Regions from separate parts of the Homo sapiens genome. Here region 1 is linked to region 2. A link is a contact called in ENCODE Hi-C data. All regions are on one chromosome and are shown on one strand. The core of a region is the stretch at or near the end of the contact, and the rest is flanking DNA. Distances in the headings are between cores, read along the strand shown.

Region 1 (4,021 bases), core at 1,467-3,966, 850 kb before region 2:
CCCTCCTCCCCCAACACTATCACCTGAAACCTGTTCTGCCTGCCTGTCCCCAAAGTAGGGACTCCAGGAACCTTAGCAGGAACTACTAGAGGAACGGTCTACACAATAAGGGGTACATATTGTATATGAATGGTGCAGTACATATATTTTATTTTATTTTAAAGCTGGCCTCAAGTCATCAAGGGCAATGTTGCTTTAGGATATGTATGTTTGCCTAACTTAAAAGCAAATATTTTTGTTACTGATCAAAATTCCTGATTAAAAATTACTTTCTAAAGATCTCCATGTGATTTTTTTTTATGATGCTCTTTGTTACTTAAAATGTCTAAATTACACCTAAGACATTTTGTAACTAGGACACTTGCTTGGTAGAACATATGTTTTGATTATTTAAAAGAAGTAAAGCATGTCTTTCCACAGTAAACATTAATTGATCTCTAATGATCTGTTTTTGTTTGTTTGTTTGTTTGTTTTTTTGAGATGGAGTCTCGCTCTGTCGCCCAGGCTGGAGTGCAGTGGTGCGATCTCAGGTCACTATAAGCTCTGCCTCCCGGGTTCACGCCATTCACCTGCCTCCGCCTCCCGAGTAGCTGGGACTACAGGTGCCCACCACCAGGCCCGGCTATTTTTTATTTTTTTATTTTTTTATTTTTTAGTAGAGACTGGGTTTCACTGTGTTGGGCAGGATGGTCTCGATCTCCTGACCTCGTGAGCCACCCGCCTCGGCCTCCCAAAGTGCAGGGATTACAGGCGTGAGCCACTGCACCTGGTCTCTAATGATCTGTTTTGATTTAGTATTTCTTTTCATGTTATATCTTGGGCCCTGTAAGTTTTCACTGATGCTTAAACTTGGTCAGTGAAAATATCGTCACCATCTATATGTGCGGTGCAGCCTCCCACGTGAACATATGGGACAGCATCTTAGTGTTACCGGTGGTGCCTTATAAAAGTCTTATTTCTGCTCCCTCTTCTTACTCACAAGACTCCTTAACAGGCCATTGTATCTTCTAGAAGTGGGAAATGATAATGTTACTAGGGAAGCAAGAAAAAAGCAGCTTGGGCTTCTTTTAGCTGACCAGTCAGCTGGATATTGACCACCTGTCTTCATGGGAAAGAAATAGATGGCAGTGAATAAGCGAGAGTCTAGTTTTCCAAAGAAGCTCAATGATTTTCCCAAATCAATACAGCTCATCAGGCCTCAGAACAAAGGCTGCAGGGGAGGTGACAGTGATGGAAGTGGCTCTGTGTTCTTTTGTGTATTAAACCATAAGGCCCATGGGGAAACAAGGTTTCTTTAGCTGTGTGTGTGTGTGTGTGTGTGTGTGTGTGTGTGTGTGTGTGTGTGTGTGTGTTTAGGGCTTATTCTGTGTATTTAGGGGGAAAATCCTTTCAGATTTTTTTTTTAAAAAAGGATTTCCATAGATTGTATACCAATGACCAAATGTACTTTTGAAAGAGATAAGTACAGTCAAGTAAGAAAGATTATCATGTTTTAAAATGCAGAGTAGAACAGCATTTTTCCATTGCTTTTGTTATTGCTTAAGGTTTCATTTTTTGTTGTCGTTGTATGTGGATTGGGTTTAGATGAACCAAAAACAAGTCTGTGTTCAGATTAACCTCTGGCAAACCAAGAATCGTAACTACCCTCCCATAAACAAACCCTGTTCCTAATGCCCTGAAAATAACACCAAACCCTAATAGGAATGCTCAACTGTCATCTGAGAGGTTATAATTAACGCAGATAGAGTGATGCCAACATATTCCAGCCGCTGACAGAGAAGATCTATCCAAACCAGCAATTTTTAGCCCTTCAGTCCTTTAATCTTTAAGCTCACTGTGCTTTCATAAAGTAGTACATTAACACCAGAGCAGTGTGTCTCTGGGGTTTATGACTGGGGTGGCGGCACACTAGGGCATAAAGTGTTTCATTACACTTCCTTTTGTTAGTACTGCCCTATCTCCCAAGCTCCATTGCCATACACTATTTGTTCAGATAAAGCCCTATGTTCAGGGTGACTAATCGCAGCACTGTGTTCCAGATGGTTTGATTACAGGATGTGTTTAAAGTGACTCTTCAAACATTCAGCCCAGCGGTAGGGCTCTTTAAAAAAAAAACATACTGCATTTTATGGTCATGTGACAACACTTACTTTTCCTGTCCTAGTGCTCTATATATACTTGGCACAGGTAATGGGAAAGTCCCTCTGATTTTTGGCTGGCAGGTATTTTATGAGCAACCTTAGTTGTACATTTTAAATTTTCCCAAATAATTATATTTGAAGAAGGATCTGTCTGAAGGTTATAAGCTCCGAGGCTGGAACAGCGAAGCTTGTGCTATACAAGATTCAGCCTTTACAAAGTACCAGTATTGAATACCACAGAGTGACGACAACATAATAATGGGGGGAGGGAGTCCTGAACAAAGAAATGGTGATAAATCATACCTTGCACAATAGTCACGTTGTGTAAAAATGGAGGGTAATATGATATCTGAAATATATGAATTTTATCCTGTACTCATGAAATCAGCATATTGTGACATTTTGTCACCAATGTTTCACTAGAAAAAAATATATAAAAGGAAAGAAATGTGTAAACTTTCTTTTTTAAAGGCATATGGCATGAATGGGTTACCATTTGGTGTTATTCGAATGAGGTTTCTGTTTTCTGCCTGGATGCACATCAAATGCATCCAGATGTGGTAGTCTGAGAGAGTTCAAAAAAACTTCTGTCTGATTCCAAACTCAGCATTTGCGATGCTTGGCAAAGACTTCTGTCCCGGGGATGAGGCACTTTAAAGACTCTGAAGCAGTCTTTAAACTCAATACAAACAGAATTATGTCAATCCACTGGGAAATCAGGCATTTGCCCCGTTCTTGAGGAAACAGCTTCACAAATACCAGAAATAATAATTCATAAACCACATTTATAACATCTTGGGAGCAAAGCCTCTCCACAGAGAATGTCTATCATCTATAAAACTAGTGGGAGATTATGCTTATTGAAAAAGTATGGTAGTAATAAAAGGAAGTCACTGAGTAGGATTCAGTCTAGACTCTCTCTCTCGTCAGTCCTCGTGTAGTTAGTTCCTAGGTGTTTAATGAATTCTCACTATTAGGTAGCCACTGTGCCGCCAGGGGTTGTGGGTGCAGACACTGCTCCTATTTTCAAGGAGTGTCATCTAGTTGGAAGAGTTAGGCATACTGTGTATACAAGCAGAGTAAAATATTATGGGGGCCATGTATTACGGTAGGACAAATAGCCTTAAGTTCAGACCTGGGAAGTTCTCCTTGTCATTCAGGGTCCCAGATGAAGGAGACTCTGCCACCTTTATCCTGAGGACTTCGAGATCACAATAGCCATTTCCATTGCAGCCAGACAGAAAGGGATGAGAGGTTCTTATGGGCCAGGCCTGGAAGTGGCCCACATTCATCAGTTCTCTCACTTGCTTTCTGTAGGACTCAGTCACATGGCTGCATCGGACTGATAGGGAGGCTGAGAAGGAGTCTAGTTGTGAGCTCAGAAAGGGGAGGGAAACATGGCTCGTACGTTTCCATCAGGGCAAGAACTGTGTATGCAGTGCTGTGGGGATCCAGGAGAGAATGGCTGTCTTTTGGCAGTGTGCCTGGTATGCGTGTGTCTAGGGCAAGGATTCACAGAAGTGAGAACCTTTGCATTTGTCTCCATTTGCTTCTAATTCATTAGGAACTTTAACTTTCCCTAGGGATTTGGACTAAGGCATCTTCAAGGTTTCTTTTAGGGGAATTAAAAATGTGACATGAAGAACGGTTGAAGAAACTTGTCTAGGCTGGAGAGTAAAGAAGACATAGAGGCTGGGTGTGGTGGGTCACACTGTAATCCCAGCATTTTGGGAGGCTGACGGGGGAGGATTGCTTGAGGCCAGGAGTTCAAGACCACCCTGGGCAACATACTGAGAGCCCATCTCATTAAAAAAAAATAGGAAAAAGACAGTGAGCAGGAGGTGGGGAGAATGCCAACATGGTCATTATCCTTGCCTGGA
Region 2 (4,091 bases), core at 1,531-4,030:
TTCTCCTCTTCCTTCTCCTTCTTCAAGACCACCTACTTAGAGACTACAACTTTCCCCCTAATAGAACTTAATATTTTTCAAATTTTCATTTTCCAGTGTTTCATTGTTCAGGACTTGCAACTGGGCTAATGGAAGGCAAGAATAAAAAGAAAAAAATGTCTACCTTTGATACTGTTAAAAGAGAAAACAGGTGACAATAAGCATGAGTCATACCTATGTATGCTCATTATACATTTTAAACTAAACCCTAAACCTTATAAACTTATATCATATAGTATCTAGCAGTTCTGGATATCATCTCTTTCAATAGGTGGCTATTTTATGCCTCATCTCTTTCTCACTACAGTGAGTGGAGTAGGCCCTAAACTAAAATGAAGCAAACCTGAATTCTTTTGTCCAAGAACTACACAGCACTCTAAACTATAATTCTGAGTTTGACTGCTTCACAGGTCAAAATAACTGCTAAGATTCCTTTTAATTCTACTATTTTATAATTCCACTTTCTTAGCAATCATTAAAGGAGCCCTAATCAGTATGGGTGTCCAAGACTATTAAATTGCTAATATTAATTTTAACCACATTTCTGATTTACTCTCATAAGATGAAAACAGTTCTTAAAAATTAGCAATTTTCTTCAATGCACAAATGAAGTGATATGGCTTTTCATTTCAAATGATGCCAATTTACACCATGGCAACCCTGACCCACTGTTTCCTGAAAGAAACCAAGGTTTAATTCATCCTTGTGATGCACAAATCTGATTCTAACTACACACAAATAATAAATTATTGGGCAAATTTGCATATAGTTTTTTTAATGGATCTTTAAGAATCTAGTAACCCAGCTCATGTTATTATCTTAATATGAATCACAAGATTTCAAGTCACTCAACAGAATATTTTTCATAATACCTATGTTTAAACTGCAGAAAAATGGAAGCAAATTAGTTAATTACTGTCTTCAGCTGTATGGGTGCTAACAAATTCTTTTTCCTCACCTATAATGAACTCCCAATGCCAGCCAAGATGGGGGAGCCGTGAGCAGCGTTGCAGGTTTTTTTCTGCAAAAACAAATTGCTTTTCCTGATTTACATGGGAAAAAAAGACTGAGTGCCTATTTACACACTGGATAATCCAATTTGATTATTTTGCAAAACAGTCACTTTCCCCTTATTGGCAGCACTAAGTATTGTGCAGGCTCTCAACTGGAAGGAAAAAGGATATGCATTAGATACAAGGCCACACAATGACTGTGCTCAATTCAACAAGTAAAGTGAGTTTATTTTAAAAAGAAGGTGGAGAGGCAATGAGAAACATTTGGTTGTATGTCTACAAAAAGTATCTGCACTTGATATCCACAAAGAAGACTAATATGGGGAAATCTCACCAAGACTGAAAAAAAAGGAGAGGTTTTATTATGTACTCTTATTTGGTGTGTCTCATAGGATTTTGCACATTTGTCCAATTCTCAAGAACACATTCTTTTGGGGCCAGAATAGAGATAACAGCTATTAAATATTCTTTCATAGGATGAGCCAGATAAAATATATGAAGATTTATAGATACAGATAAAGATATAGAAATATCTGTAATTCAGTCAATAACCAACAATATTTAAAATAGCTGAGCAATACCAGCAGGAAAAGAACGGTGTGAAGGAGTGCTAAGGGAAGGTGCAAGATTGGTAGGGTTTATATGGGGGAGGGGGTGCTGCTTTAATTGGATTTTGTTTTCCATAGCTAATCAGAGAGGTCACATGCAAAATCTTTTCGTAAGTGTTAACCCATGGTCTCCCACCGCAGTAAGCTGGGAAAAAAGAACTACACCTATTTACAATGTGTTTTCCATAAGCAAGGCAAATCTGAAATTGTGAGGTTGGGTACATGGGGCTTTTACATAGGCAGTGAGCCTGCTGTCGGAGCCATCTTCATACCAGCCAAATCAGCCTCAAAGACAAAAAGAGAAAATGGAATGTGAAAAGACAAAAGTGACCAGCCTCTCAGCTCCCAAAGGGACCCTCCAAATAGCACAGCAACGGCAGCACTGTAACCTTCCTTGGCTGTCACAGGATCCTGTGAATAAAGAAAGTGACAAGCAAAACTAATTTGAGGCGGCAGTTGATGAACATTTGCCCATGTAAAAGCCACCACCAAGTGTTTCCTTTCCCAAGGACCTTAGAAAAAAAAAAAAAAACTAGGGTTCACTACCGGCTTCCTGTTTATTAGTGGGACTCAAAATGCAGAATATAAATGCATGTGCTGTCACACACGCATACACACACACACATTGTGAAATGGAGCGCTATCTTAACTCTGACATTTTATGTCTTTTCTGTATATGTAAGTGATATATAATACACGCATACATAAGTTAAAATGCCAAATTGGAAAGAGTCTGCTCAATCATGTCTTATGACATGATACTTCCTGGGAATAAAGCTTTCAGAATGTGACAATCAGACACGGTAATTAAAAATTAATACTGAAGCAGGTGTAGCAATATTTAGCATGTGTGCAGTGGAAGGTTGTAGAAGAGGTCAGTCACATGGTCTGCAAAATAGTCCAACTCTGTTGAAATCCCCGGCCCTAACCTCACCCTTTGCTTTGAAAATAATTCTTTAGCTGGTCAGCAGCATCTCAGTGTTTTCACTGACTTCAGAGGCAAAAGGCAAACATTTGCAGACACACCCTTGTCCCTCCATGAGGCCTGCAGTCCTTTCAGCTTTCTTTCCTGCTTCGCACATGAAAGAATGCCACCAGTCATATGACCCGATAATGACTGACTTCCATGCCACCCTCATCCAAGCAGAGTGACACCGGGGTCACAGGAGGTGCTTTTGCTGGGATGACAGCTCTCTGGCCAGTCAACCTCTCTCTTGATTTTTCCAGGACTATTATTTGGAGCAGTAGCAACAGAGCCAGAAAGAGAGAAAGAGACTTCAGATGATAAAAAAGTAATAATAATAACGAGAGTTATCAGGGAGAGAGAGAGAGAAAATAAAAGAGAGAGAGGAGGAAGCTGCTTCTATCTGAAATGTTCAGACATGCTGAAGTAATCATCCTGGCAACATGTTAGCAAAACATTAGAAACACTTTAGTAAGCAAATAATTTAATTACAGCCTTCTCGGAGGCAGTTTATATTGCTTGACCCCTGACCTCTTATATTGCTGTACCTAAACTCAGCCCGGAATTCACACTTCCTATTCTTGTCACAGAATCTCTCCATCTTGTACCATTTAATATAGTGTGCTCCAGGTGTTCTGTGGTGAATGAATAGTTATATTACTACCTGTCAGACACAATCACACTCTATTCATCATTCTCGCCTGGCTGCATGAGGCCCAGCTTCCAGCAGGCTCCCTCTCTATTTCCTTGTTCAAACGTCTGCGGTGCTTTTGGCCCATCTGTCAAGCCTGTCATTTAGAGGGAAAACAGTATCAGCGCTTTAAATATATGGAGTTCTCTATTGAAACAGTGCTGTGATTGAACTGTCAGCATTCTCAGTATCACAGACAGTAATTCATGACTGGTCAGGTCTCCACTGAGGTTGCTATTACTACGGTGACCCTGAAGGGTCACGCTGAGGGTTTTTGCTTTACAGTTTGGTCTATAAATAGTGCAATTAACCTTTCAAGAATTACAAAATGCTCTTGAATTCTCTTTATATTTGCTTCGTGCTTGCATAGTTTAAAGCAAGAGGAAGAAGAAAGAGAAAAAAAACTCTACAAAATTGCTGAAATATGTGCCATATGAGTAGAAATATACATATATATATATATATTGTTTTGAGAGTGAGCACTTCAAATGCATGAATATATTTTAAGCCATCGTTTGCTGTTTTGGAGCAAGATAACATATGCTGAGATTTCTGCTGAAATTAAAAGGTTTCTGAATCCGAAATAAAATATGATGGATGTGAATGAAAGGACTTCTGTTCATCCTTATGGAAAGGAAGTGAAGGTTTTCAGTTCTCCAAATTGTTACCTTTCAAAAACAGAGGGTTTCTCACTGTTTCCAGCCCCAATTTCTCAAGCAAAACACCTGCATTCCCAACTAAGCCCAGGGAAAACACTCTCAGGAGCCAAATGCTAT

What was found. Hi-C counts contacts between places; a loop is a spot of excess contacts on that map. Pooled maps may share reads with other maps.
Region 1: a map of heart left ventricle shows a loop between it and region 2 (7-fold over the local background). The contact joins two enhancer-like sites. A Hi-C loop is called at or near these places in 3 of 168 maps with a recorded cell type or tissue (Right ventricle myocardium inferior, endothelial cell of umbilical vein and heart left ventricle) and 8 of 50 pooled maps.

The regions. Positions count from the first base shown.
Region 1 is chr5:124,654,131-124,658,151 of GRCh38, reverse strand. All of the region lies in intron 3 of ZNF608 (zinc finger protein 608), which reads left to right. Among named protein-coding and RNA genes, the nearest start is that of ZNF608, 90 kb to the left of the region's middle. Within about 2 kb of position 2,716, at least 19 of the 41 ENCODE cell types and tissues checked have a DNase peak (open chromatin) inside an H3K27ac peak, as active enhancers do.
Region 2 is chr5:123,809,045-123,813,135 of GRCh38, reverse strand. No RefSeq gene overlaps it. Among named protein-coding and RNA genes, the nearest start is that of CSNK1G3, 300 kb to the right of the region's middle. Within about 2 kb of position 2,780, at least 4 of the 41 ENCODE cell types and tissues checked have a DNase peak (open chromatin) inside an H3K27ac peak, as active enhancers do.